Linked DNA regions of Homo sapiens: region 1 is linked to region 2. Evidence: chromatin loops called from intact Hi-C (ENCODE). Cell type or tissue: mammary epithelial cell. All regions are shown on one strand. Links, peaks and the distances in the headings refer to the core of each region. The heading gives the core; the rest is flanking DNA. Region 1 overlaps AATK (apoptosis associated tyrosine kinase). Region 2 overlaps NPLOC4 (NPL4 homolog, ubiquitin recognition factor).

What was found. A loop is a pair of places that touch in the nucleus more often than their neighbours do. Peaks named below come from ENCODE experiments on the same cell type or tissue, not always from the same donor. Only the 100,000 strongest peaks of a DNase experiment are listed, where the experiment ranks them.
Region 1: a loop joins it to region 2, with 10 times the contacts of the local background. A loop is called at or near these places in 6 of 110 quality-filtered maps.

Annotation. Positions count from the first base shown.
Region 1 is chr17:81,134,688-81,149,825 of GRCh38, reverse strand. The region is part of intron 1 of AATK (apoptosis associated tyrosine kinase); the gene reads left to right. LOC124904079 (a long non-coding RNA gene) reads right to left here. Exons shown (of 4, transcript XR_007065937.1): 2 at 14,219-15,138; 3 at 13,905-14,069; 4 at 12,709-13,780. LOC124904080 (a long non-coding RNA gene) reads right to left here and starts at 2,896. Exons shown (of 2, transcript XR_007065939.1): 1 at 1,258-2,896; 2 at 1-338. RefSeq lists an enhancer at 6,219-6,719 and a silencer at 6,986-7,035. In mammary epithelial cell, for the core only: a CTCF peak has its summit at 6,936 (motif pointing left); a DNase peak (open chromatin) is centred at 7,165.
Region 2 is chr17:81,595,617-81,610,754 of GRCh38, reverse strand. NPLOC4 (NPL4 homolog, ubiquitin recognition factor) reads left to right here. Exons shown (of 17, transcript NM_017921.4): 5 at 497-545; 6 at 1,933-2,027; 7 at 3,941-4,064; 8 at 6,028-6,207; 9 at 10,328-10,414; 10 at 13,439-13,510; 11 at 14,513-14,639. Among named protein-coding and RNA genes, the nearest start is that of NPLOC4, 34 kb to the left of the region's middle. RefSeq lists enhancers at 9,170-9,329, 12,217-12,336. In mammary epithelial cell, for the core only: a CTCF peak has its summit at 9,039 (motif pointing right); no DNase peak of the experiment used is centred there.

The DNA of each region.
Region 1 (15,138 bases), core at 3,586-11,585, 460 kb after region 2:
TGGGGGCTGACTGCCGTTGCAGCGGGGGTTCCTGAGTACCCTGTGCCTTGGGCCCTGCCTCCGAAGAAACCCTGGACAAGCAGAGAGCCCGGACAGGCGTGAGCAGGGGGCAGAGCTCATGGGGGCACAGGCTCCAGGCACCCAGGGCTGTTGTGAGCCCACGGCCATGGGAGCCAAGCCCAGGGTGGGCTGGGGGTGCCGCGGGCAGTGCTTTTAGAAGTGGCTGTGATCTAGGTCAGGAATGGCCATGGTGGGTGACGCTGCAGATCCCCGGGGAGGCGTGAGCAGGGTCCTCCTGGGCTAGTGCCTTGGGGTGGAGGTTGGAGGCCTGTGAGGGGCTGGAGGATGTGGAGAGAAGACAAGGGATTGGAGGTTGGGTTTCCTCAGGGGGCTGGGGTGTGAGGGTGGGGGAAGGGGTTAGGTTTCCCACAGGCCGGGGAGGGCAGGAGGCAGGACCGCATGGGGAACTAGCCTCAGCTGTGTGTGGTTGGGAAACTCCAGGGCAGTCCGATGGAGGTGTTGGGTGTGGGCGGTGGCCACTGGGCCTGGTGACGGGGCTGGAGGCTGTGGTGGTGGGTGATGTGCTGGGGTCAGGGAAGGGAACCTGCACCAGCTCAGGGGAGGAGGGTCCAGCCCGGGATGGGTGGGCTGCGGACAATGGAGGGGGTGCCCAGAAGCTGGAGGAGGCTGGCGGGGCTGCCCCGGCCCCGGAATGCAGCTCTCGGGATGGCCATCCCTTTTGCTCACCAGTCATGGGACGCATTCAACCCAGAGCTCGGCCAGGGTGCTCCCAGGACAGAGCCTGGGTCGCTGCCCCATCACTGGCCTGGCCAAGGCACCTCCACCCCCGGTCTCCGTGTCTCCCTCACCTGGGGACACCTCGCCAACTGCCCAACTGGGGGCTATTCCCAAGCTCCTCACTAGCAGGGTCATCTGCTCCTTGGACACTCGGGTAGGCCCCGCTGGCTCAGAGCAGGACTGTGGACACAGGCAAGGGTGTGTGCGTGAGTGTGCGCGTGAGTGTGTGCATATGCGAATCTCCATGAGTGAGCGTGAGTGGGAGCGTGTGCATTTGTGTGTGTGCATGTGTCTGAGAGCACGTGTGTGTGTGTGTGCAAGTGTGTGCCCGTGTGTCTGTATGCTCCTTCCCTCCCTTGCCCCAGGTGTGCCGCAGGCACCTCAGGGCGTTGGTGTCCCCTCCCACACTGTATCCAGTGCCTTCCATTGGGGGAACCCCCGGGGCTCATCCCCAGGTACCTCATCCCGGAGCCATGTGTGGCTTCAAGTCCAGCCGGTCGTTCTAGAGGCTGGTACTGGTCCAGCGGACGTTCCCTGTGAGCTGGCCTGGGCTGTGGTCTTGAGCAGGAAGGGTCCCTGTGGACGGGGGTGGGCTCCTCCAAGGACCACATCAGGCGCTTTGCAAGATGCCGGGGGTGTTGGGACAGCATGTCAGGGTGGAGGAGCAAGTGGGAGGCTGAGCGTGGTGGGGGCAGCAGAGAGTGGACGGAGACCCCAGGGCAGGTGGCCATTCTGCGTCCAGCGCGGCTCTGTAAGGGCAGCAGTGATGGGATCAGGTTTGAGTGATAATCAAATACAATCATACATCGTCTGATTCTAAATGCAGTGCATGCTTGTTGTAGAAAACGTGCAAGTACAGGATGCAACCAGCTGGATTTCTACCTCCCAAGACAAACTCTTCACGCTTTGGGGTATTTTTTCCCAGCTTTCTTCTGTTCTTTTTTTTTTTTTTTTTTTTTTTTTGACAAAGTTGTGATCAGGATTTGTAAATAGTTATATGTCCTGCTTGTTTCTACCCTTACTGAGGGTAGAAGGAAGAGAACCAAACGGCGCATGGTGACCGTGTGTAATTTCACTAATTCTAACATCTGTATATGAGACGTCAAAGCTCATCAAATATGTATATGCACATCTGTCTATACACCAGGCCCTACAGTCACGATGACACGTTTCCCTCATGCCCTGGTCCTGGGAGTCCTGCACGTCCTGCTTCTTTTCCTTAGCATAACGTCATTGATATCTTCCCGTTTGTTTAAAACACCTTCTTTTCTTTGAGACAGGGTCTTGCTCCATCACCCAGGCTCGAGTGCAGTGGCATGACCTCAGCTCACTGCAACCTCCACACCTGGGCTTAAGCGATCCTCCGACCTCAGCCTCCGGAGTAGCTGGGACCACAGGTGTGTGCCACTATGCCTGGCTAATTTTATTTATTTATTTTTTAAATGGGGTTTCGCCATGCTGGCCAGGCTAGTCTCAAACTCTTAAGTTCAAGCAATCCGCCAGTCTTGGCATCCTGGGATTACAGATGTTAGCCACCTTACCAGGCCTAAAACATAGTCTTAAATTCACTTTTTATGGCTTATTTTGCAGATATACCATTGTTTTTATTTCATCATTCTTTCACTGTTGAACATTTAGGCTCTTTTTTACTTTTTTTTTTTTTTTTTGAGATGGAGTCTCGCTCTGTCACCCAGGCTGGAGTGCAGTGGTGAGATCTCAGCTCACTGCAACCTCTGCCTTCCGGGTTCAAGCGATTCTCCTGCCTCAGCCTCCCGAGTAGCTGGGACTACAGGTACCTGCCACCACGCCTGGCTAATTTTTGTATTTTTAGTAGAGACAAGGTTTCACCGTGTTAGCCAGGATGGTCTCGATCTCCCGACTTCGTGATCTGTCTGCCTCGGCCTCCCAGAGTGCTGAGATTACAGGCGGGAGCCACCAGGCCTGGCCTCTTTTTTGCTCTTATAAATACCACTGCAATGAACATCTTTGTGCAAATAGCTTTTTCCGTCTGCGGCGTTCACTTTCTCATTCCTTACTTTATTTTTATTCTGGATGCGTGTGCCCTCTAGGTTATTTTCTTAGTGTAAATTTCCAGACATGGAATTACTTGGCTGGAGAGAAGGCAGGTCCACAGGCTGTTCTGATTTAACATCCACCAAACGGCCTGGGCAGCCGGTTCTGATTTACTGGCTTCTACAAACTCCCGCTGTCTGGAAACTGGACATGTTATAATTTTGCATTTCTTTATGATCAAGGCTGAACATTTTCTCACGGATTGGGCAGTTTGGTTTTTTGTTGTTATTTGTTTTGAGACAGCGTCTTGCTCTGTCATCCAGGCTGGAGTGCAGTGGTGCGATCTGGGCGGCTCACTACAACCTCTACCTCTTGGGTTCAAGCCATTCTCCTGCCTCAGCCTCCCGAGTAGCTGGGACTACAGGCACCTGCCACCATGCCCGGCTAATTTTTGTATTTTTAGTAGAGACAAGGTTTCGCCATGTTGGCCAGGCTGGTCTCAAACTCCTGACCTCAAGTGATCCACCCACCTCGGCCTCCCAAAGTGCTGGGATTATAGGTGTGAGCCACCGTGCCCTGCCGGGTTGGGCAATTTGTATTTCCTCATTTGTGAGCTGACTTCACGTAGTTTGCTTGTTTGTGGTTTTTGTTTTTGGGACAGGGTCTCTCTCTGTCACCCAGGCTGCGGTCCAGTGGCTCAATCTTGGCTCACTGCAACCTCCGCCTCCTGGGCTCAAGTGATCCTCCCACCTCGGCCTCCTGAGTAGCTGGGACCACAGGTGTGCATCACCACGCCCAGCTAATTTTTTCTTTTTTTTTTTTTTTTAATATGGAGTCTCGCTCTCTTGCCTAGGCTGGAGTACAATGGTGTGATCTTGGCTCACTGCAACCTCCACCTCCTGAGTTCAAGTCATTCTCCTGCCTCAGCCTCCCAAGTAGCTGGGATTACAGGTGTCCGCCACCACGCCCGGCCAATTTTTGTATTTTTTTGTAGAGAAGAGATTTGGCCATGTTGCCCAGGCTGGTCTCGAACTCCTCACCTCGAGTGATCCGCCTGCCTCGGCCTCCCAAAGTGCTGGGATTGTGGGTGTGAGCCACCGCGCTCAGTCTTGTTTATGTTTGGGGTCTTAACGTATTTGTTATTTTTTACTGATTGTGTGCTCTGTGTAGTCATGACATCAGCTCTTCGACATATTTTCTGTAAATTGCTTTTTTCGGTTCGCTGTGTGCCTTTAATTTGAGGGCTTTTATCGAACACCCTTTTTTTTTTTTTTTTTTTTTGAGATGGAGTTTTGCTCTCGTTGCCAAGGCTGGAGTGCAATGGCACGATTTCCGCTCACTGCAACCTCCGCCTCCCAGGTTCAAGCAATTCTCCTGTCTCAGCCTCCCGAGTAGCTAGGATTACAGAAGCATGCCACCACGCCTGGCTAATTTGTGTATTTTTAGTAGAGACGGGGTTTCATCATATTGGTCAGGCTGGCCTCAAAGTCCTGACCTCAGGTGATCTGCCCACCTCAGCCTCCCAAAGTGCTGGGATTACAGGCGTGAGCCACTGTGCCCAGCCGGAACAGACATTTTTACGGAGCCAAAGCCTTCAATATTTTCTTTTGCGATCCCTTCCATTGCTTTTAGCTTACAAATCCTTCTCCATTCAGAAATCTAATATTTACCTATTTTCTTTTAAGATGCTGTAATCTATCTTAGAATCATTTAATCTGAAGTTATGCAGTCAGGCTATTTTTTTCTTTTTTCTTTTTCTTTTTCTTTTTTTTTTTTTTTTGATGGAGTCTCACTCTATCGATAGCCCAGGCAGGAGTACAGTGGCACAATCTTGACTCACTGCATTTTCCACCTTGGGAGTTCAAGCGATTTTCCCGCCTCAGCCTCCTGAGTAGCTGGGATTACAGGCACCTGCCACCACACCTGGCTAATTTGTGTGTTTTTAGTAGAGGCGGAGTTTCACCATGTTGGCCAGGATGGTCTCGAACTCCTGACCTCAAGTGATCCACTCACCTCGGCCTCCCAAAGTGTTGGGATTACAGGCGTGAGCCACCGCGCCCGGCCTGAAGTCAGGCTTTTCATGGAGTGTGGAATCCTCTGCGTGGCCAGGCCCAGATTTTGGTGGGTTTGTGCCCCAGCACTGTGAGGTTCTAATTATTGTAGCTTTTGACGCTGGAAGGGCAGATTTCCTGTCTGTGCTTTCTTTTTCCACGCTGTTAGCTTCTTTCACCCGGGAGCTTCATCTAAGGCAGTGTCTTTAATGGGCACCAGCACGCTGGACTTCGTAGCTTGTGATTCACAGGAGCGAGCTGGGCTCTCAGACTCTGCCACACTCTCCGGTGTGGATTTGATGAAGACAGAAGCTTTAGTAACAGTGAAGGCGAACTCCTCCCACGCTGGAAATGTGAATGGCCGGGGGTGCGGCACTGAGAGTGGGTGGGCGGCTCTCAAGGGAGCCCTGTGGGCTCCTGCGGGCCCCCTGCCCGGCCCCCTTGCCCCTCCATTGTCCCAGCTGCAGCGGCCCCGCCTGGGGGTGCCTCCAGGGGCCACTGTGTCCTCTCGGCCACCCACAGGCCTGCTCTTCCCTGATGATGTGGCCACCCTCTCCCCAGGGTCCTGGCTACCTTGCCCCAGGTGTGAACACCCGACCAGCACAGAGCGATGGGGAGGGCAGTGTGGGGCTGGGACAAGGGGCCTTGACCTTTACCCCCAGGCTCCTATCTGCAGCTTTGCTGATCCTGATCCATTTGTTTGTGTGATTTGGGGACATTTTGGGGGCATTTTTGGGAGGTGTGGGCCAGGCTGGGTCTGTGCAAGAGACGCTGGCTGTTGGTGCCACAAAAGGTGAAAGAGGCTGCCTCGGGGAGGGGAGTGAGCCCCAAGTTCCTGGAGGGGTGCACTTAGCCACTTAGCAGGAAGCTTCCTGAAGGGCCGAGCGGGGACAGGGGTGGGGGCAGAGAGCCACACCTTATGTGCTGGCCACCCTGGCCACCCGTCCCTGCAGGAAGGCAGCTTGGGTGGAGGAAGCATGCAGGGGCAACCCTGGGCACCGTGCTCACCCTGGGTGCACCTGCTGTTGTGGGGGGAATGGCTGGGAGCCTTGGAACCTCAGACTGAGCTAGCATGTGGGGGTCACGCCCGCACCCACGGGGCATGCATGCCAGGCACACCCGACGGGTGAGCAGAGCCTGGAGCCCCGGGCAGGCAGGGCCCAAGGTTCCAGAAGAGGCAGTGTGGGTGGAGAGAGTGGAGGCCTCGCCTTACCCCGTGGGGATCACACCCCATGGCCACCCACCGTGGGGCCCCTGGACTCCACACAGTCCTGGCCTCATCAGGGGTGGGGATTGCTAACTGTGGGGCGACGTGCTGAGGAGAGAGGCTGTGAAGCCAGAGGGGTCGAGGAGGCTGGAGGACCAGGTGTGGCCACGGGAGGCGGGGCTGCATGGCTGGGGGAATTGGGGCTGCGTGGACACGGGGGGTGGGGGCTGCATGGCTGGGGGAAGTGAGGCTGCGTGGACACGGGAGGCAGGGGCTGCGTGGACACAAGGGGTGGGGGCTGCATGGCCCCAGGCAGAGCTGGATGGGGTTGAGGGGAAGTGCATTTGGACCCAACACAGAAAACTTACTAGCTCTTGGCTTTGACCAGGGCCACCCTGTGCTGCAGTGAGCACCCGGTCCTAGGGACAGCCCTGTAGAAGCTGGGCCAGGTCAGGTGACGTGTCCTGGGACTCCAGGGTCCCGCACAGGCTGCCTGGGACCTGGGGCTGCTGCAGGCGGCTTCCGCCTGGGACGTGTGCACGTTGCGGGGGTGGGGGCTCATCGAGCCAGGTGTGGCCAAGGGCTTGGGCTGTGGGGCCACTCTCAGGCTCAGCCAGGCCACTCTCGGAACTCTCCCGTGGCCTTCGAGGGAAGGCCGTGTGCCGGCAACGCTGCGGACGGCAGCACCCCAAGCTGGGATCCCCCAGCTCTGTGCTGAGTAGGCGCCATCCTGGACCACGCCTGTGTTTTGAGCTCAGGCCACGCTGTGCCTGGAGCTGGCCTCCCTGTTCCTCTGTGTGTGGCCCAGAGTCCCAGGAGCCTCCTGTCCTTTCCACTGCGTGTGTAAAATGGCTGAGAGTGCCACCTGGTGGGCGTGAGGGTCACGCCGATGATGCGTCCACACCTCCGTGGATAGGGTGGTTACAAGTCAAGTGGACTTTGGGGGACGGGGACAGGGAGGCTGGCTGGCTGGGGCGGGGGTGGGGCTGGGTCCTTACTGCTCAGGGAGGCTCACAGGTGAGAAGCCACTCCCAGGAGGGTGGGACTGACTCAAAGCCGGCAGCCTGTTGTGGGGGTGTCTCCACCCCAAGCACCTCCTTCTCTTCCCTGCTCTTGGTCCCCTGCCAGCTCCCTGTGGCTGGCTCTGCCTCTTCCCACCCCAACCTCTCAGCAGAGCCAATGCTCCAGAGCTGGACAATGGCCAAATAGACATTAACTTTGAAACTGGAGGCCAAGGCGGGAGGATTGATTGAACCCAGGAGTTTGAGACCAGCCTGGACAACATAGTGAGACCTGTCTCTACAAAAAAATGTAAAAATTAGCGGGTGTGGTGGTGCAAGGCTGTGGTCTCAGCTACTTGGGAGGCTAAGGTGGGAGGATTATTTGAGCCCAGGAGTTTGAGGCTGCCATGAGCCGTGATTGCACCACTGCGCTCCAGCCTGGGTGACAGAGCAAGATTCTGTCTCAAAAAAAAAAAGAAAAGAAAAAAGAAAAAAAAGAGCGGGCCTGGTAGCTCATGCCTGTAATCCCAGCATTTTGGGAGGCCAAGGTGGGTGGATCACCTGAAGTCAGGAGTTTGAGACCAGCCTGGCTAACATAGTGAAACCCCATTTCTACTAAAAATACAAAAATTAGCCGAGGGTGATGGTGGCAGGTGCCTGTAATCCCAGCTACTTGGGGGGCTGAGGTGGGAGAATCACTTGAACTGGGGAGGTGGAGGTTGCAGTGAGCTGAGATCATGCCACTGCACTCTAGCCTGGGTGACAGAGTGAGACTCTATCAAGGAAGGAAGGAAGGAAGGAAAGGAAGGAAGGAAGGAAGGAAGGAAGGAAGGAAGGAGAGGGAGAAAGAGAGAGAAAAAAGAAAGAAAGAAAAAAAGTAAGTAACTGCTGGCACTAGAGGCCTCTAGGGTTAGCCTGGGCAGAGTCCTTGAAGCTGACCTGGACCTGCCCCCAGCGCGTCCAGCCACGTGTGCACAGCAGATGTACCCTCACCACCCCACCTTGGGACCAGCTGGTGCCAGGCCTGAGCCACTGCATCTGAGCATGTCTTTGAGGACTGATGGCGGCCCTCTGGGGACCTGCCCAGCCACCAAGCTTTCCATGGCACCCCCACCCTTGCTGGGCCTGTCTTGTGTCCCAGGAGGCACAGGGGTTGGGGGCAGACACCACAGAGGCTTTGCTGGGGAGCCCCTTGGAAGGGCTGTTGCATGAGTTTCCTGTGGCCACTGATTACAGATTTCATGGAGTCTATTATCGTAGGTTCTGGAAGTCAGAAATTGAAAGTCACTTACTTTCTTTTCTTTTGGGGGGGACAGAGTCTCTGTCGCCCAGACTGGAGTGCAGTGGCTCAATCTCAGCTCACCGCAACCTCCGTCTCCTGGGTTCCAGCAATTCTCCTGCCTCAGCCTCCCAGGTAGCTGGGATTACAGGCACACGCCACCATGCCCGGCTAGTTTTTTGTATTTTTAGTAGAGACGGGATTTCACCACGTTGGCCAGGCTGGTCTTGAACTCCTAACCTCAGGTGGTCCATCCATCTTGGCCTCCCAAGTGGTGGGATTACAGGTGTGAGCCACCGCGCCCGGCCGAAAGTCACTTTCATGGGCTATAGTCAATGTGGTGGAGGCTGGGCTCTGGGGAGAGTCCACCCCTGGCCTTTCCAGCCCCTTGCATCCACGGCTCCTAGCCCCCACGGCCCCACGGCTCACGGTCCCCATGGTCCCCACGGTCCCCACGGCTCATGGGCCCCACGGCTTACGGCCCCACAGTTCACAGTCCCCACGGCCCCACGGCTCACGGTCCCCACGGCTCACGGCCCCATGGTCCCACGGTCCCACGGCCCCACGGCCCCACGGCTCACAGCTCACGGTCCCCACGGCCCCACGGCTCACGGCCCCACAGCCCCACGGCTCACGGCCCCACGGTCTCCCGGCCCCACGGCTCACAGCCCCACGGTCTCACGGCCCCACGGTCTCACCGCCCCACAGCCCCACGGCTCACGGCCCCACGGTCTCCCGGCCCCACGGCTCACAGCCCCACGGTCTCACCGCCCCACAGCTCAACGGCCCCACGGCCCCATGGTCCCCACGGCCCCACGGTCCCCCGGCCCCACGGTCTCTGATTCTGCAGTCACTTCTCTCATCTCCAGTTCCTGCCTCCCTCATCCAAAGACCCTCGGGATGACCCTGGCTTGCCTGGCAATCCGGGCTAATGGCCCCGCCTCACGTCCTTACCTAAATCCCGCCTGCAAAGCTCCTTTTGCCATGCAAGGCACCCAGAGTCTCAAGTTTCGAGGATCGGGAGGTGGACAGCTCTGGGAGCCGTTGTTCTGCATACACCAGGTGCCCCCTTACCAAATCTGGGGCAATTTGAGAATCAAACTAAACAATTACAGTAACACATTACAGCTCATTGGAATGAAAAGGAGTGCCTAAGTGTGACGTAAATAAATGGGAATGATAGTGTCTTGAGCACTGATACGAAAAAAGCAAGTGGGGGTGAAGGCCCTGCCTTCCCTCACGGCAGAGTGCACACCAGGAGACGCAGCAGGAACAGTAGAAACAGTCACCAGCCAGGCCCGGTGGCACGTGCCTGTCACACCCATCATCCCAGCTACCCGGGAGGCTGGGCGGGGAGGACTGCTTGAGGCCAGGAGTTCCAGGCTGCAGTGAGCTGTGATCACCCCACTGCATTCCCATCTGGACAACACAGACCCCATCTCTAAAACAAAAAGAAATAGAGTCATCCTTTGGGGGTCCTGAGGGTGGCTGATTCAGGGCCAGTGGACAAGGCTGGTGGACAGAGGACTCATGGGCTGTGACAGTCCTGGTGCATTTTACCCACCATGGGTGAGGCCCTGGTTCCTTGTGTGGACAGTGGCCTAAGAAGCCACAGCCTGGACACGTGTGTGCATGCTGGTGTCACGGTGTATCCACTGCAGGCTCACATAGGCACCCTCCAGCCCAGTTGCAGAGGAGGCAGAACTGCCCCCATTCTCACCATGGCCAGGGGCACAGCCTCAGCAGCGCAGTGGAGGGCTGGGGCATCAGCAGGGGTCACCAGGGTTGGAGGGTGTGCTTTGAAGTGACCTTTCAGTGCAGCTACTTGGGCTCTCATAAGGCCTGCGGGAGGACCAGGGACCGCGGTATGGCCAGGCCAGGCTTGGAAGAGCCTGGGGGCCGCGCAGCATGTGTGGCAGCAGAGGGCCGGGCTTGGAAGAGCCTGGGGGACACCATGCAGCTTGTGTGGTAGCAGAGGGTTGAACAGTGGGATGCTGGTTTAAATGGGCTTTCAAGAAGTTTCAGAAACAAAGCCGTGTGCAACTTGTGTCTTCCTGGGCACGGGTTTCTGGGCTGAGGTCCCAGGTACCCCTTCTCGTATTTGGGAAGAGTGCGGCATTAATGAGAGGGACAGGCAAGCAGACCCTACAGAGGCCTCCCCACCTGCTAGTGGGGGCTGGTCCCAAGGAGATAAGTGGGGCCTCCCACGTGGCTTGTGGAGGGGCAGGCATGGCATCTGGAGCAGGGCAGTGGAGCTGGCAGAGCCAGGCCACCCTTTGGGTGTGCTTGTGACATCACTGAGCCTCAGTTTTCGTACTTGTAAAGTGAGGATGATGATACCTACTGAGCAGGCCAGTAGTGGGGACTGAGCCAGGGGATGTGTGTGCACATGTGTGCATTCATGTGTGTGCATGTTTGCATGTGCGGGTGTGTGTGCCTGTGGGTGTGCACACGTGTGGGTGTGTGGGGTGCGTGCATGCGTGTGTACGCACGTGTGGGTGTGGGTGCGCGCGCACGTGTGGGGGGTGTGCATGTGTGTGTGCCTACACGTGTGGTATCTGTCTACGCATGTGTGGTTATATGTGTGTGCGTGTATGGGTATGTGTGCACATGTGTGCGTGTTATCTGCACGCGTGGGGGTGTGTGTGCGCTCACGTGGGTGTGCACGCGCAAGTGGGTATTGTGTGCACATGGGTGTGTGCGTGCATGTGGGTGTGCATGCGCGTGTTGGTATCTGTGTGCGCGCATGTGTGGGTTTGCGCGTGTGGGTATCTGCGTGCTTGGGTGTGTGTGGGTGGGTGTGCATGTATGGATATGTGTGTGGGTATGTGTGGATGTGTGGATATGTGTGTGGGTATGTGTGTGTGTTGTGCGTGTGGGTGTGCACGTGTGTGGGTATGTGCGTGTGGGGGTATGTGTGCACGTGTGTGCACGCGAACGTGTATGTGCACGTGTGTGGGTGCATTGTGTCTGCACGAGGGTGTGTGTGCATGCATGTGTGCATGTGGGTGGGTGTGTGTGCACATGCATCTGTGGGTGTGTTTGCATGTGTATGGGTATGTGCACGCACGTGTGGGGGTGTGTGTGCACGTGTGCCCGTGTGTCCATGGGAGTGTGTGTGCGTGGGTATGTGTGGGTGTGCATGTGTGGGTATGTGTGCACGTGTGTGGATATGTGTGCACATGTGTGGGTGGGTGTGCACGTGCATGTGGGTATGTCTCTGTGCATGTGTGTGGGTATGTGCGTGTGGGTGGATATGTGTGCATGTGGGGGTGTGTGTGTGTGTGCACGCATGTGTGGGTAAGTGTGTGTGTGCATGTGGGCGTGCGCGTATGTGTGCATGTGTGTGTGGGGTATGTCTGTGTGCACACGTATGTGTCCGCGTGTGTGCACACAGGTGTGGGTCCGGGTGCACGGGTGTGGGTCTGTGTGCACGTGGGTGTGGGTTTGCGTGCATGTGGGTGCGTGTACGTGTGTGGGGGTGTGTGCACGCGTGTGGGTGTCTGCGTGTGTGTGGATGTGTGCGTGCGTGTGGATGTGTGCGTGTGGCTGTGTGCACGTGTGCCCGTGTGTATGTGCACGTGGGTATATGCCTGTGCGGGTATGGGTGTGCACACGTGTGATATATACACATGCATATGTGTGTGTGCATGTCTGTGCATGAACGTTCATGTCTTGGCCTGTGTATAGTGTGTGCACATGGTCACACGTATGGTTGTATGCATGCTACGTGTGCATGTATGTTTCGCGTTGTCATGAGGTGTGTGTGCATGTGTGTTTCATGTGTTTTCATGCATGCACATACGTGGGCATTTGTGTGCTGGATTGTTACAACAAGTGTCATGGTTCCCAGGGCACTAGTCCTGGCCCTTGGCATCTGGGGTCAGAGCCTGGTCTGTCTTACAAGCTGACAGCCAGCGGGGCCCAGGTAGCAGGTGCCTCTGATGAGGGCACAGAGAAGGCTCCAGGAATGCAGAGGCGGCGGTGGGTGCACTCGGCTGTGGGTGCCAGGGTGGCCGAGAGCAGGTGGGCCTGAGGGAGGCATCAGCCTGCGGCCGAGAGACTGTGGGAACCCCCCCTCCTCTGCCCAGGGTCCTCTCGTGGCCACGAGGACAGGGCTGGGCGCACTGGTGTCCTGGACAAACCACCTCGCTTCCACGGGACCCAGTGTCCTCATCTGCAAAGTGGGGTGGTAGTAATTCCTTTTTTTTTTTTTTTTAAGGCGGAGTCTTACTCTGTCACCCAGGCTGGAGTGCAATGGTGCAATCTCGGCTCACTGCAGCCTCCGCCTCCTGGGTTCGAGCAATTCTCCTGTGTCAGCCTCCTGTGTGGCTTGGATTACAGGCTTGTGCCACCACACCCAGCTAATTTTTTTATTTTTAGTAGAGATGGGGTTTCGCTGTGTTGGCCAGGCTGGTCTCGAACTCCTGACCTCAAGTGATCCACCTGCCTTGGCCTCCCAAAGTGCTGAGATTACAGGCATGAGCCACCGCGCCCGGCAAGGGTGGTAGTGATTCTGATGAGGGAGGGTCTCTGGAGCTTCGGACAGCCGCTCTGACCCTCAGATGGGAACCGCTGTGGTTTCTGCTGCTCTGGGCACTGGTAGGGGCTCCAGAAACTGACCGCTTCTGTGGATTTGAAAGCCTAGGTGTGCCGTCTCTCCTTGCAACCCTCTGGCTCTGGCTGGCTTGTGTGGACAGTCCCCCACCCCTACACATCCACCTTCAGGGACACAACCTTGTGCTCATGGGCAGGCCTGCCTGGTGCCCCTGCCCACCTCTGCCCTCCACTGAGTCAGCACGTGGTGCTGAATGACCCCCCATGGCCGCCCAGCACTGGGACCTGGGCCTTCTAGAGGGGAGGGGGAACTCACAGCAGGGCTGTGCCCCAGGGCCAGCTGCCTCAGTGCGGGGAAGGACCAGGCATGGGATGGCGTCCTGCTGGGGGGAGCCCAGGGTAGCTGAGGTGGGGTCCTGGAGGTGGGAAGGCTGAGGCCAGCTGCCTCCATTCGGGGGAGGACCAGGGAAGGGATGGGGCCATGGGAGGGGAGCCCAGGGTGGCCGAGGTTGGTTCCGAAGGGGAGGTTGAGGGGGAGGCTGAGGTCGGGCCTCCTGGGGCTGCTCTTTGCCCAGCAGGTGGCCTGTCCAGCCCCAGGGCTCTGCTGGCTCTGAGGACAGGAGGCCAGATCCTGGCCCCAAAAGGCCACAGATAGGTTCCTTCACTCATCCAGTGTGTCCCATGAGGGAAGGGCCCGCCAGGAGAGGGGCCAGGAGGGCATGGGCGAAGGTGTTAGAGGGGTGTGGACTGATGCCAGGCGGGCACCAGATGGAGCCTGGGAGATGGGCACCATGGCAACTTGCAGTTCCGAAGAGCGCTGGCTGCTTTGGAGGGCGGGGCCTGTTGAGTGCCTCGTGAGCCCCTGCCTGTGTTCCTGCCGTTCGGGTATGAGAACACAGCGGGGCTTACCCGGTGTGCAGGGTGTCCTTACACGCATGACACGCACGCCCGCACATCCTGGAAACCTCGCCTGGGATGACATCTGTTCACGGCCCTACCCGTTGGCTCGTCTCCACATGCGGCAGAGCTGGTTTCCTTCCCCGGTGACCCAGGTCTTGCTTTGCTGGCCGCCCCCTGCCTCCTTGTCCCCACGGCCCTGTCTGGTCCTCACTCCAAGCCGTCCTGGTTCCCTCTTCCTCGTGTGTGGGGAACAACCTGGAGACCTGAGCAGGAAGCCTAGGCTGCCCTCACTGTCTTCTAGCTCACGCCACCTCCAGGCAGCCTTCCCAGATGCCCCATTAGCCTGCAGCCCTGGCAGAGCATGCCAGGTGAGGTCAGCTGTGCCACCTCGGGCAGCCCTGCCCACACTGACCCTGTTTCTTGGCTCGTCCAGTGGGGTAGAGATGACAACACCTTTGGGGGTGTGCTGGGCCAGGAGATGGGGTGTTGAGGGGTGTTGGGAGCTGAGAAGTTGCAGGTGCTCAGTGGCAAAAGGCACTGGGGGTGGCCGGAAAATCTCCAGGGCCAAGTGGAGGGCAGCCGGACAGAAAGCTCCTAGGGAAGGGCATGGATTGGAGCTGGGTGCGGTGGGACGGGGCAGGCCCAGGGGATAGAGCCAGCGGGTCAGTGTGCCCTCCCCTGCCCAGGGGACACCAAGGCTGGCCCCCACCATGCCATCCTGTGGGCAGCAGATGGACCGAGCTTCCTCAAAGCCTGGCTCAGCTCAGGTGTCCTGATTTGGAAGCCGGGCTCAGCTCAATACTCCGAAGTTGGGAGGGATGCTGTACTGTCAGTTCCCCTCTGGGATGAGGGGCTCCATGGACCAGCAGCTGCAGAACGGGGTTTCCCCATGGTTCCCAGGACAGAAGCAGCACCAGAGGGGCCTGGCAGTGGGTTTGGCAAGGGGACGGATTCGAGGCAGCAGGTGGCACACGGGAGCCCTGCTGCCTGGCAGAGGCAGCACCACCTTCTCAGGGACAGTGAGGTCCCCGCACCTCAGAGGCTGGAAGGGCCTTGAGCCCCCGCTGTCCAGAGCCTGGTGTGTGGCCAGCAGATAGCAGCCAGCAACATGGTCTCCCGTGTTTGACAGAGTCCATGTTCCCTTCCCAGCCCCAGAGGGGCAAGGTGGGGTGACTGGGATCTGGGAGGGAGATGGGGGTCCCCCTGTAGCCCCTGAGACCCTGACCTCTCAGGGGTATCTGAACCCCAGAATTGGGAACTGGGCAGGCTCTGGTCACTCTGCCAACCCTATGTCCCCCTGGCGAAGCCAGGGTGGTGTCCAGTGGCTGGCTG
Region 2 (15,138 bases), core at 4,462-12,461:
GGTCTCGATCTCCTGACCTCATGATCCACCCGCCTCGGCCTCCCAAAGTGCTGGGATTACAGGCGTGAGCCACCGCGCCCGGCCTGGTTTGTGTCATTTTAAGCAGTGGATACCCATGAAGTCACAGGTTTGATGTGCGGGTCAGTTTTTTCTAATTCATATCAACATAAGTAGTAAACTTCTGGGTGTGGTGGTGTACACCTGGAGTCCCAGATACTCGGGGAGGCTGAGGTGGGAGTGCTTGAGCCCAGGAGGTGAAGGCTGCAGGGAGCCACGATCACCACTGCACTCCAGCCTGGGCGATAGAGTGAGAGCCTGTCTTTAAACAAAACAAAACAACAATTAAAATATAAATGTTTATCCATGTGCCATCTGGAATATAACTCCACGTGGGCAGGGAAACACTCTGTTAAAGTAGGACGTGCATGTGAGACAGCAGCAGCGGAACACAGACATCCTCACTGCTCTGCCTTTTTCTGCCTTGTACTCTCCTCAGATGCCGCCACGGCCCTTTGGGGAAATGCGTGCACTGCGTCCCTCTAGAGGTGAGAGTCTCTGCGGAGTAAGTTCTGGGCCAGTGTGGGGGGCTGCGGGTAGACAGCTGTCTTAAGTGCTTGCCCTGAGTCCACGCACTTGGCTGTAGTGAGTGGTTCAAAGAACTTACCTATTTATTGCCCTGGGCCTCATATTCCCCTAGTGCAAGCTGCACACAGGACGAGCCTTTATTTATGGGAGTGACCTTCTCGCTGGATTATGAATGGCTGAAGCATTTGTGTGGCTGTGATAAAGGGGCAGCATTTACAGCGGGCTCCCTGGACAATCCTTTTCCGATCTGACACAAAGCTGAGCCTGTCGGCCTCCGTGCTTATCATTGTTGATTTACTTTGCCTTGAATCTCACATCTCTTCTACTGGTTTGTCCTGGTGAGACTGAGAGTTACCGTAATAATGCCGACTGGAACTGTTAATGCTGGGTTTACAGCAGGAAGGCCAGCCCGATTTTCTTCATGAGGCATCTCTTGCCTCATCTTGTGGCATTTCTTTTTGCACAATTTTCCTGAAACTCATTTGACTTAGAGCGTTTTGTGTTTAATAGAGATTCATTTTAATCTTGAAAAGATAACTGGCACACAAAGAAAAACTTGCTTCTGGCTATGTGCAGTGACGCCTGTAGTCCCGACACTTTGGGAGGCCAGGGCCAGAGGATCATTTGAGCCTAGGAATTGTTCAGCCTGGGCAACTCTTTTTTTGTATACCCTGTCTCTACAAAAAATTTAAAAAATTAGCTGGGTGTGGTGGTTCACGCCTGTAGTCCCAGCTACTCAGGAAGCTGAGGCAAGAGAATCACTTGAGGTCGAGGCTGCAGTGAGCCATGATTGCACCACCATACTCCAACCTGGGCAACAGCATGAGACCCCATCTCTAAAACAGTTAAATTGGCCAGACTCAGTGGCTCACGCCTGTAAAGCTAACACTTTGGGAGGCCAAGGCGGGTGGATCATGAGGTCAGGAGTTTGAGACCAGCCTGGCCAATATGCTGAAACCCCGTCTCCACTAAAAATACAAAAATAAGCTGGGCGTGGTGGCGTGCACCTGTAGTCCTAGCTACTTGGGAGGCAGAGGCAGAAGAGTTGCTTGAACCCAGAGGTGGAGGTTGTAGTGAGCAGAGACTGTGCCACTGTGCCACTGCACTCCAGCCTGGGCGACAGAGTGAGACTCCGTCTCAAAACAAACAAACAAAAAACAATTAATTAAAAAAAGAAAAACTTGGTTCTGACTCAGAGTGGTAAGGGAGACCCTAGTACCTGCTTTCACTGTGGGCCTTGACTTGCCAAGGCCATGCTGCTGGCCTCCCCCTGTGCGTAGCAGAGGCTCAGCGCCTGGAGTGACCGGCACGTGTGAGACTGCACTCGCTTACTCTGTGTCTTGGCAGCCATTCGATGAGGACTATCTAAACCATCTCGAGCCTCCCGTGAAGCACATGTCCTTCCACGCCTACATCCGGAAGCTGACTGGAGGGGCTGACAAGTAAGCAACTTGCTGTAACCTGGTTGTGCGTAAATTCCTTTTTGTGTAGCTGGCAGTTGTTGCTTATAGCCAGTGAACGTGTGAATGAGAGAAGTAAAGATGAGAAGGGGTCACACGCCTTTGAAAGTTACCGTGGTTCTATATTTATTTATTTATTTTTTATGTACTCATATATGTTTTTAAGAGATGGGGTCTCACTATGTTGCCCAGGCTGGTCTAGAACTCCTTGGCTCAAGTGATCCTCCTGCCTTGGTTTCCCCAAAGTGCTGGATTACAGGTGTGAGCCACCTCGCCTGGCCAACCTGGTTCTAGAAGGGAGCTAGCAAGGCAGAGCGACTGTGCAGGCGCCTGGCTGCGTGGCCACAGTGCAGTATCAGACAGAGGCTGTCCCCACACACACCACCCCAGCAAGTTAGCATCTGTGATGGTGGCCTGTTGATTCTGTGGTCTGAGTTCATTCTCTGCTTTTCAGAAAAACAACTACCCTGTGAGAATCTCAGCTTCCCCACCTCAGTGCCTGGTAACCCTTTCCCCAGAGCCTGGCCTCTGAGTCAGCTTGGTTTTCAGCCACAGCAGGGGCTGCAGCCACTAATCCTCATGGTACCACAGTAGTTGCCCACAGGCTCAGCCAGGTGGGCAGAGGTGGTAACAGTGGCCAGAAAGGGGTGAACTGAGCATTTTGATTTCTTTTAAGCCATGGCAAGCCCTTGCCTGTATGACCTTCTCCTGTTGGCTCTCTGTACACCCTACCAGAAAGTAGCAGGCTTCAGCTATTATTTTATAATTCCTGTCAGTGCAACGAGGAGATGGTGGCTGAACTGAAGTCAGCAACATTTTGTGAAGGATGTCATATTCGCCTGATTGTAGCTTTTCTCTGACAACCTGCTGACATCCTAAAATGACTTTTTAAAAATGTTAGACCAGAAGAAAAAACCTGCTAGAAACCCACTGTTGCTTGTCAGTGGGGAAAGCTGTGGAACTCTCTGGACTAAGGAGTGGGTGCAGATTGATTGTAGTGAAAGAGACTTGGTCAGCCTTTCTCAGTCTAGGTCAAGGAACACAGTCTCTAGTGGGGGCGTGTTTGTGGCTGCTGTTAGCATGCAGATTCAGTGACGAGTCTTTGCTTCCTAGATGCTATGATACCAAAAATGGCTCACCACCAAAAATGATCAGTATGTGAGGTAATGCATATGTTAATTAGCTCAATTTAGCCGTTCCACAGTGTGGACATGTTTCAGAATATCATTTCGTACACTGTAAATATATCGTTTTTATTTGAAAAACAAAACCTCACGTCTACCTTAAAGATACAGATTTCTTTTTTTTTTTTTTTTGTCAGTTATATTTCAATAAAGCTGGAGAAAAAGAAAAAGTTCAGAGTAGGGTCCAGGATTTTCTCATTGACAGTCTTCAACAGTAGTTTTTATTTTAGCCTAAAGCAGAGTAAAGATGCCTTAATTATATATCCTAATCAGATTTTTCCCATGAATAAGAATTTTTTACAAATATCTAAGTACTGGGCTAATGTCAAAGTTTCTGACAATTTAATGAAACCTGTAGGAGCCTCATGCCCGCTCAGTGGCACAGGTGAGATCAGTAGATATTCTACAGTATTCTTGAAAGCTTTCTCGGATGTTAGTGATAGATGGTAAAAAACACCACAGTTTGGTAGGAAAGTAGTTGTGTGTTCCTGTATGGTTGAAGTATGTGGGACAGAAGCTGGGATTCGGAATGTGCTGGAACTGTAGGTAGAGCTTCCATTAGAATCATCCTTAGCCCATCTTCCCTGCTGCTGCCACGTGCTTAGCTCCTGAGACACTGTTCAGGAGGTATAAGATACTTAGCATGTCATTTCCAGCCTCTTGCTCAACTTTTCACCAATGTGATGTTTAAGTTGCTTCTCTTCTATGTAGGGGGAAGTTTGTTGCCCTGGAGAACATCAGCTGCAAGATTAAGTCAGGGTGCGAGGGGCACCTCCCGTGGCCGAATGGCATCTGTACTAAGTGCCAGCCGAGCGCCATCACGCTGAACAGACAGGTGAGATGTTCCCTGTCTGTCTAGATTTGTTTTCATGGCTGAGAAACGGATATTTCCAGAAGAGCCCCTTGGAGTGGAATGCTATTAGCACTATGCGTGGTGGATTTTCAGTACTTTTTGATGGACTGAATGATCCTTTTGTGGAAGTGGTACACTGAATATATCATTTTTAAGGCTTCTTGCTCTTGGAGATATGGAGTGCGCGCCCTCAGTTCTCTGTTTTGCTGGCTCATATGGAGGCAGAATGTTCCTGATGATTATTTAAAATCCTCAGTGGTTGTGAGGAAACTGGCTCTGAAGGTTGGTAAAGGGGCACCCCTTGGACCAGCTCTGAGCACCTGTCCAGGCTGGCTTAAGGAGAGAATGTGGCTCAGGAAGGAGGGAGCGTTCCGGCCTTTCTGGATGTTCTGCTGTCCTTGTCCCGCCTCTGAGTAGCCTGCCTCGCCTTCCTCCTGCCGCTGTGCCCTTAGAGAAAACGGCTCCTTAGAGAGAATTCCGTGGCCTCCTCGACTTTTTTGGAAACCTCCTATTCTCTATTCCTTTTTTCTTCTTGAAAACTACTTTATTTTGGCCGGGCAAGGTGGCTCACACCTGTAATCCCAGCACTTTGGGAGGTTGAGGTGGGCGGATCACCTGAGGTCAGGAGTTCAAGACCAGCCTGGCCAATATGGTGAAACCCCATCTCTACTAAAAATACAAAAAATTAGCTGGGCGTAGTGATGGGCGCCTGTCGTCCCAGTTGCTCAGGAGGCTGAGGCAGGAGAATCACTTGAACCTGAAGGCAGAGGTTGCAGTGAGCCAAAATCACGCCACTGCACTCCAGCCTGGGTGACAGAGCGAGACTCCGTCTCAAAAAAAAAAAAAAAGAAAATGTGTTTGTTTTTTGCCCTAGAGATTGTGAAAACCTGTATTTTAGGTTAAATCACAATGGAATTATTTTGAATTTATTGATAGATGAAACCCATCTCCATCCTCCTATAACCCCGTGTCCCGCCACTGGACTCTGAAGTGGTCTAAAGGGCAGAGCATTTTTTTTTTTTTTTGAGACAGAGTCTCACTCCGTAGCCCAGGCTGAATTGCAGTGGTGCAGTCTTGGCTCACTGCAACCTCAGCCTCCCAGGTGCAAGTGATTCTATTGCCTCAGCCTCCGGAGTAGCTGGGATTACAGGCATGAGCCACCATGCCTGGCTAATTTTTGTATTTTTAGTAGAGACAGGGTTTCACTGTATTGAATAATTTTTGAGGTTTAACTCCTGGACTCAAGAGATCCGCCTGCCTCACCTCCCATAGTGCTGGGATTACAGGCATGAGCCACCGTGCCTGACTGGTTTTTTTCTTAAGTAATGTTTATTGTTTTTATTTTTAAATAGAATAGCAGATTATTATTATTATTATTTATTTTTTTTTTTTGAGATGGAGTTTTGCTCTGTCGCCCAGGCTGGAGTGCAGTGGCGCCATCTCAGCTCACTGCGAGCTCCACCTCCCGGGTTCACGCCATTCTCCTGCCTCAGCCTCCCGAGTAACTGAGACTACAGGCGCCCGCCACCACGCCTGGCTCTGGCTAATTTTTTGTATTTTTATAAAATACAAAAAAAATAGAGACGGGATTTCATCATGTTGGTCAGGATGGTCTTGATCTCCTGACCTCATGATCCGCCCGCCTTGGCCTCCCAAAGTGCTGGGATTACAGGCGTGAGCCACTGCGCCCAGCCCAGATGTTTATTTTTTAAGATACAAGGGGTCTCACTCTGTCACCCAGGCTGGACTTGAACTCCTGGGCTTAAGCGATCCTCTAGCCTCGGCCTCCTGAGTATCTGGGACCACAGGCATGCACCATCACACCCTATTGGTTTGTTTTTTAAAGAACTAGGTAAAAGATATTTATGAATGGTTTGTGTTAGAAAAACAAGTGATTTCTTTTTGATGGCATGTTTTCATCAGCCCACTCTTGTTAACTCTACAGAAGTACAGGCATGTGGACAATATCATGTTTGAGAATCACACCGTCGCTGACCGCTTTCTTGACTTCTGGAGAAAGACAGGGAACCAGCATTTTGGGTACTTATACGGACGGTACACGGAGCACAAAGACATTCCCCTTGGCATCAGGGCTGAAGTGGCTGCGATTTATGAGCCACCTCAGGTAAACATGACGGGATTCAAGTTCCTGAGTTTCTGTGTTTGGAGGCTGTGGGGGACGCCCTTTCGGAGAGGCCTTGCCCTGTTCGCTTTGTTGTTTGTTCCCCCTTTGTCACACACCGGTGCACGTGCACAACATTTTCTGAGTTATTGGAGAGTGAGATCATGGCTCCTAAAACCTTCAGTGTATGTTACTAAGGATAAGGATATTTTCTTACACAACCGGTACATTTGCCACTATTGATCCAGTGTTTTTATCTCGTCTGCTGTGTCCAGGTTTGCTCATTGACTCTGTAGTGTCCAGGTGCTCAGTCCTTGTGTCATTCTGTGTCTCTTCCACCATGCAGCAGTCACTGTCTTAGGAACCATGGAGAAGGCCACAGACACACCTCAGCACCAATCACCAGAGTGTCACCAGAGTAACAAAAACTGCCACCAAAATAGGACTGATAACAATTTAAGATTTGTTTGGAGGGGAAAGAAGTGTCCTGAGGGTATATCCCGCAGGGTGTGTGCACATCTAGTCACTGTGCTTGGAAGTCATTGGAAGGCCCTCTCGGTATGATTATGCCACCAACTAGTTACACATTGTATTTCTGGTTTTTGGGAATTGGGCTGTGTGTGTATATTTATATAAATTTCAATTTGTTTTGTAATTATGTATAATGATGTAGTGTATTTTACATACATTTTATTGCAAAAGTAAAAAAGTAAGCAAATATTGAATGCTAGTTAATGATATGCATGCTGTACTATTTAGGGAGAAGTACATTTATGTCTGTAATACACTTGAAATCCAATAGAAAAATAAAATGAATTGATGGGTGACTAGAGGGACAGATAGTGCATAGGAAATGTTCATGGTGAATCTAGTGGTGGGTATATGAGTATTCACTGTAAAATTCTTTAAATTAGCTGTATGTTAGAAATTTTTAATTTTTATTTATTTATTTTTTAGAGATGAGTCTTGCTCTGTTGCCCAGACTGGAGTGCAGTTGTGCAGTCATAGCTTACTGCATCCTTGACCTCCTGGGCTCAAGCGATCCTCCTGCCTCAGCCTTCTGAGTAGCTGGGACTACAGGTGCATGCCACCATGCCAAGCTAGTTTTTAAATTTTTGGTAGAGTCAGGGTCTCGCTATATTGCCCAGGTTGGTCTTGAACTACTGGCCTCAAGTGACCCTCACATCTTGGCCTCCTGAAGTGTTGAGATTACAGGTAGGAGCCACTGTGCCCAGCCAGAAATATTTTTAAAAGTTAGAAAAGAAAAAAAAAGTGCACATTTCCAAAGTCATGTTTACAAACAAGGTATATTCATTTCCTTTTACCCTGCTTTCCTTTATAGGTAGCCCCTAGAATTTAAAACCTTTTTCTTTTTGAGACAGCGTCTCACTCTGTTGCTCAGGCTGGAGTGCAGTACTGCCATCATGGCTCAATGCAGCCTCAATTGCAGCCCTCTTGGGCTCAAGCAATCCTCCTGCCTCAGCCTCCCAAGTGTCTGGGACTACAGGCGTGCACCACCATGTCTGACTTTTATATGTGTGTGTGTGTGTGTGTGTGTGTGTGTGTGTGTATTTGTGTATATATATGTGTGTATATATATGTGTGTGTATATATATATGTGTGTGTGTATATATACATATATATGTATGTATGTGTATATACATATATAGTGTGTGTGGAGACAGATCTCGCCATGTTACCCAGGCTTGTCTGGAACTCCTGGGCTCACACAGTTCACTCGCCTCAGCCTACCAAAATTCTGGGATTACAAGCATAAGCCACCATGCTCAGCCTAAATCTTTTTAGTTGGACTTCCTGAAGTTTGATTTTTTTTTTTTTTTTTAATTTTGAGACGGAGTTTTACTCTGTCACCCAGGCTGGAGTGCAGTGGCATGATCTCCACTCACTTCAACCTCCGCCTTCCGGGTTCAAGTGATTCTCCTGCCTCAGCCTCCTGAATAGCGGGGATTACAGGTGCCGCCACCACGCCTGGCTAATTTTTGTAATTTTAGTAGAGACAGGGTTTCACCATGTTGGTCAGGCTGGTCTCAAACTCCTGACCTCGTGATCCACCCGCCTCAGCCTCACAAAGTGTTGGGATTATAGGCGTGAGCCACTGCGCCCGGCCTGATTTTTTTTTAATTGTTTAATTGTTTAATTTTTTTTTTTATACAGGGAGGGTCTCTGTGTGGCCCACGCTGGTCTCAAACTCCTGGCCTCAAGTGATCCTACTGCCTTGGCCTCCTAAAGTACTAGAATTACCAGCATAAGCCATTGTGCTTGGCAAAAGTTTGTTTTTTGTTTGTTTGTTTGTTTGTTTTGTTTTGTTTTGAAACAAGGTCTCGCTCCTGAGCGAGATCCTCTTACCTCTTTCTCCCAAGTAGCTGGGACTATCGGTGTATGCCACTGAGCCTGGCTAGTTTTGTTTTTTTTGTATGTGACATTTTTAGTGTAAGCACATACACACACGCATGCATGCACGCACATTCATACTATCCCCCTTCTTTGTTTCTTTGTACGTATAATATGTGCACTTTTTCCACCTAACACTGTCTTGTGGAGATCACCGGATGGCTAGCCTCCTATTTAGATAACCTGCCTGGGAGGCAGGCTGGGGTGCCCTGCAGCTGCTTTCAGAGTTTGCTGATCAGAGTCTGAAACTGCAGGCTATGCATGGGTAACAGCTGGTGTACAGGCTTGCTAGTGGCCCCTGCACAAATGTGTGTCTTTCTTGGCTGTATTTATACGGATTTTCAGTGACATTTTTGGTATCTTTGTATAGCAATAGATGTAGTGTTTCATGAGGCCTTTGCCATGGTTCTTTTAAAAAGAGACACTAGATGGCAGTAGAGACCCCGCCAGTGAAGTCTCAACCCTTAGGTCACTGTGCTGTACTCAGGATGCTGCTTTTCGAAGCACACAGTATTCAGATTCAGTTTTTTTAAAGGGTCTCTTTCATGGAGAGCTCAACGGTTCTATTAAAAGTATAATTGAGGCCAGCCGTGGTGGCTCACATCTATAATCCCAGCACTTTGTAGGGGCAAGGCAGATCACTTGAGGCCAGGAGTTCAAGACTAGCCTGGCTGACATGGCAAAACCCCGTTTCTACTAAAAATACACACACAAAAATTTGCTTATGCAGCTTATGCTGCCACATGTCATTAAACAACTCCTTTTCCTTAGCTTTTTCTCTGAGTTTGTGATTTAACCTACGTTCTGGAGGTATTAATGACCTCCATATGGGTAATACCCAGCAAACGTAAACTTCTTTGTGGTTTGCCAGATTTTCACTAATTTACAAGGATATGCCCAGTTACTGTAACTCAATTTGAGATTACCTTTACCTTTCCTATTCTTATGGCTGGGGTTTCTGCATAGAATGATACCTTTGAATGACCCGCAAGCTACATTTAAGTGAACATTAATGATTTCGGTAAGCTTGGTCCACTCTGGGAAGTGATGTGCTGTGGTTGGTTTCAGTTGCATGGGAGCCAGTCGAAGCTACAACTCATCGACTGCCCTGTGCCAGATGAAAGGAGGTGGTTGATTTTTGAACACCTTTTCCCTTCCTTAGGGTTGGTGAGCTCATCGCTCTCTGTGGAGTTCATAGTGTCCCTGTAACTGAGTATCTTAGCTGTGAAGCCAAGCATTGTCTCTGCAGGAGTGGCACACAGATTTTCCAAGGCTGTTTTGTGGGAATGGATGTTACCTTACAGTTTGAGTCTTGCCTAATTTAGCCAAACCTGTTTGGAGTGAAGCTACTTATCCAAGGAAGTTTGAAAGTAACTTAATTCCCTGATGAAGGAACTTTTAAAACAGGCAGAGTGTGTAGACCTTGCCTTGCCTTAGTCCTGAGTGCTCCTGATGCAGAGCTGTGCAGCACACATCAGCTGGGCCCTGCATGCCACATGTTTTGCAGCCCTGGTAAAAGGTGCAGCACAACCCGAGAAGGAGAGAAGCCGGGAGGCGTGTCGCATGTGTTTTATCTGTGGCTATAGTTCTCCTTTCTGACAAGGAGGCCCCCAGCACTCCTTGTGACCTAGAGCTGGAAGTGGAAGGGCTTGGGGTGCTGCTTCCTGAGCCCTCTGCTCTAAGTCCATCTTCTCCCTTTGATTCCCTGCAGATTGGTACACAGAACAGCTTGGAGCTTCTTGAGGATCCAAAAGCTGAAGTGGTCGATGAAATTGCTGCCAAACTTGGCCTGCGGAAGGTACTGAGGCATCCGGCAGCCAAGCAGGGGGCGTGGCCAGGCTCTGTTGGGCATCCAGGCCAGGGGGAGTTGGGAGAGTGGCCGGGCTGTGTCGGGTACTGGCTCTCTCCGGCTGCACAAGGTCAGGTGCAGGCACTATATGTTTTGAAACTTCACATATGTTTGTTGGGCACCAATAACCTTTATGTTCCTCTGACTTAAACTAAAATGAGAACATTTTCTTGAGCATAAAAAAAAAAAAATCCCAGTGCAGATCTGGCTGTTATATTTCAGCCTTCCAGCCACACTTCATGAGGACTGCTTCAAGTGGGAAACAGACCCCAGCCGCACCCCTGCTGGCTCCTCTGTGCATGTGTGTCCCTTCTGCCTGAGCTCTCCCTTCATGTAGCTTGGAAGCCGAGGACAGTCAAGGCTGACATTCCATTGACAGTGTTCATGTTCTGTGCCATGCACTTGGAGCTTCTGCTGCTCCGTCATCAATCATCATTTAATTTCCTGTTTATAATTTAGCTCTCTGAGCCTACAATTCTTCCTAGTTTCATGGAACAGTTAGAAGATGAGAAAAGGATTTCCTTTTTTATTCTATTGATCTGGTTTATCTGACATTGATACAGTTCCCAGGAACAATTTTAATAAATTAATGTAGAGCCATGAATTTGAACATATCTTACGAGTTTAATGTTAATAAGTATGTTTTATCCTTTATTTCCTAATCAACTCAGACCATGAAAAATAATCTCTAGATTATTTAATCTTCTCTACAGATGAAGCGGGTGAGACTGCAAATGTGACTTAAAACCTAGTAGTGTCAGTGAGCAGTCCACACAGTTTTACTGTCTTTAGGAAAGAAACATCCTGTTTCTAACAAGGAGTCAGCATCTTGATTTAGGGGCATATTTGGGTTCAAATTCTGGAAGTTCTCTTGTTTAAAAGAGATTGGTCCAATTTTTTGACCTAATTTGTTATAATCTTACAGTTCATAATCTTGAAATTACTTAAATAATTTTCTGCAAGACACAAGTTTCTCTTTTTATTTTATTTTATTTTTTTTTTTTGAGGAGTCTTGCTCTTTCACCCAGGCTGGAGTGCAGTGGCACGATCTTGGCTCACTGCAACCTCTGCCTCCCGGGTTCAAGTGATTCTCCTGCCTCAGCCTCCCAAGTAGCTGGGATTACAGGCACCCGCCACAACGCCCAGTTAATTTTTGTATTTTTAATAGAGACGATGTTTCACCATGTTGGCCAGGCTGGTCTTGAACTCTCGACCTCAGGTGATCCACCCGCCTTGGTCTCCCAAAGTTCTGGGATTATGGGCGTGAGCCACCGTGCCTGGCCTAAAATATGAGTTTCTAAGCCCTAATTTTTCTCAGTTTGATTTTGATTTTGCTTTATTTACTGCATAATTAACCCTTTAAGTTTCATTTTCTCTGTTGCCACCACCTTGGGTTTTTCATTCATTGGGGCATCTTTAAAGACAGTGAAAGTCTCCCAGTGGGCTAGTCATGTCTGCTGGGGGTGGATGGGAAGAGTTGTGTGTCAGGTAGTGCTGGAGAGGGTCATGGGCCGCAGATCCTTCCCGAGGACAGAAGTGACAATTGCCGGGACTCAACTGCTGCTCCTGTGGCCTCGTGACGGGCTTCTGGTGCAGGAATTCACAGGCAGAGGCGGGCCTAAGGATCACACAGCACACAGGCACTGCTACACTGAACGTGCAGGGGTTGCTGGGTCACAGGTTTCAGATCCTCATACCCTCAGATGCTTCCTTCCGGCCTTGAGGTGGAGCTCCCAGGAGCAGCTGTGTGAAGTCTGCATTATATTACCCCTTTTGTATTATGTGCCTTTCTCTAGGAATCCTTTTTCTTAGCTTGTCAGGAAAGACCTACTCTCTGAAATGTTTATTTGCTTGCTTGTTGTCTGTCTTCCTCTTGGGAGTTTAAGTGCCTTTTTCACTCACCTTCTGTTGGTCTCACTCACTGCTGTGTCTCTTGCACCCAGCATGGTGCTGGGCAGAGCTGGTGCTGAGGAAACTCATCTCTAACCCAGCAGCACCAGAGGGAGGGTGGCCAGTTTCTACTGAACAGAGATGGAGATCCCTGGGTGTGGCCTGGCATCTTACTTGAGGAACCTGTTGATGTAGATTCACCTGGCTCACAAAAAGGAGTTTCTGACTGAGAACATTCTTTTTAAGCTCTCTGGGCAGAAGCCAGAAAACATTCATCATCTATCTTTTTTTTTTTTTTTTTTTTTGAGACAGAGTCTTGCTCTGTGGGCCAGGCTGGAGTGCAGTGACGCAATCTCGGCTCACTGCAAGCTTCACCTCCCGGGTTCACACCATTCTCCTGCCTCAGCCTCCTGAGTAGCTGGGACTACAGGCACCCGCCACCACGCCCGGCTAATTTTTTTCTATTTTTAGTAGAGACGGGATTTCACCATGTTAGCCAGGATGGTCTTGATCTCCTGACCTCGTGATCCACCGTCTTGGCCTCCCGAAGTGTTGGAATTACAGGCGTGAGCCACCACACCCGGCCACGCCCAGCTAATTTTTTTTTTTTTTTTTTGAGATGGAGTTTCATTCTTGTTGCCCAGGCTGGAGTGCAATGGCGCGATCCTGGCACACTGCAACCTCTGCCTCCCGGGTTCAAGTGATTCTCCTGCCTCAGCCTCCTGAGTAGCTGGGATTACAGGCATGCGCCACCACCCCAACTAATTTTGTATTTTTAGTAGAGACAGGGTTTCTCCATGTTGGTCAGGCTGGTCTCGAACTCCCGACCTCGGGTGATCCACCCGCCTCGGCCTCCCAAAGTGCTGGGATTACAGGCGTGAGCCACCGCACCCGGCCTAATTTCTGTATTTTTAGTAGAGATGGGGTTTCACTGTATTGGCCAGGATGGTCTCGATCTCTTAACCTCGTGATTCTCCTGCCTCGGCCTCTCAAAGTGCTGTGATTATAGGCGTGAGTCACTGCGCCCAGCCATTCATCGTCTATCTTGAGGAGATGTTTAAAAGCTACTTTCCTTTTTTTAAGGTTGGCTGGATATTTACAGACCTCGTCTCAGAAGATACCCGAAAGGGTACCGTCCGCTACAGTCGAAATAAGGTGAGGTGGAGACAGGACTGTGCGTGTGGCCCTATGGCTTGGTTACAGATGGTGTTGGCCTGCATTATCAGGGTCTCTTTGCACCGCTGGTTCTAGCTTTCAGGCCCCATTATTTATTTATTTGTATTTTTTGAGACGGAGTCTTGCTCTTTTGCCCAGGCTGGAGTGCAGTGGCGCAATCTCTGCTCACCGCTAGCAATGCCTCCCGGGTTCACGCCATTCTCCTGCCTCAGCCTCAGGAGAAGCTGGGACTACAGGCGCCTGCCACCATGCCCAGCTAATTTTTTTGTATTTTTAATAGAGATGGGGTTTCACTGTGTTAGCCAGGATGGTCTTGATCTCGACCTTGTGATCTGCCTGCCTTGGCCTCCCAGAGTGCTGGGATTACAGGTGTGAGCCACCATGCCCAGCCCTCAGGCCCCATTATTTTTCAAGAAGTTCTTCTTGATCAATGAAGGCCGGATCTCTTGGTCTCATAGAGCTAAACCCATCTTACCTTTATAAAGCAGTGATTTTCAGGGCTCAGCCCATGGCGGGGTGGTTTGCATAGTGCTTCTGGCCTTTCTAGTCGTGAGTGGTTTTAGATGAGGAATTGGTAATGGTTAGGAATTGTAGATACTTGTTTCAAAGTGGTTTTGAGTTTTATAGTTTGGTTCTTATTTTTTATTTTTATTTTTTTGAGACAGAGTCTTGCTGTGTTGCACAGGTTGGAGTGCAATGGCACAATCTCGGCTCACTACAGCTTCCTCCTCCTGGGTTCAGGTGTGCACCACCATACCCAGATAATTTTTTTATTTTTAGTAGAGACCAGGTTTTGGTGTGTTGGCCAGGCTGGTCTCGAACTCTTGTCCTCAAGTGGACCTCCCGCCTCCACCTCTCAAAGTGCTGGAATTAGAGGTGTGAGTCACTGCTCCTGGCTTAGTTCTTATTTTTTAAAGAAGAAATAGAAGTATATTTTGGCATGATGCTGTAAAATTTGATAGGCTGCTTCTCTTGTCTTAGGACACCTATTTCCTAAGTTCAGAAGAGTGCATCACTGCAGGAGACTTCCAGAACAAGCATCCCAACATGTGCCGGCTCTCTCCAGACGGACATTTTGGATCCAAGTTTGTTACTGCAGTGGCTACAGGTATAACAGGGACAGTATGTACTGTAAATATTACCACCTCGTTAATATATTTTGTTCCTCTTTTTGGTAGCTTTTTATCCTTAACTTAGTTATACTGGACTTTCTTACTGGGCTTGTGGGATATAAATTCCTCCTTTCTTTTTATGGTAAAAATTCTGAACAACTTAACAGCATAAAACTATATAAACACAAACCCCAAAACTCATAACAGAATCAGGACCTCCACAGAGCTCTCCTCTAGGCCAGTGCTCTCATTAAAAGTCCACTTTTTTGGCCGGGCGTGGTGGCTCACGCCTGTAATCCCAGCACTTTGGGAGGCCCAGGTGAGTGGATCGCTTGAGGTCAGGAGTTCGAGATCAGCCTGGCCAACATAGCGAAACCCCATCTCTTTATAAATATAAAAATTAGCTGGGCATGGTGGTGGGCGCCTGTAATCCCAGCTACTCAAGGAGCTGAGGCAGGAGAATCACTTGAACCCATCAGGCGGAGGTTGCAGTGA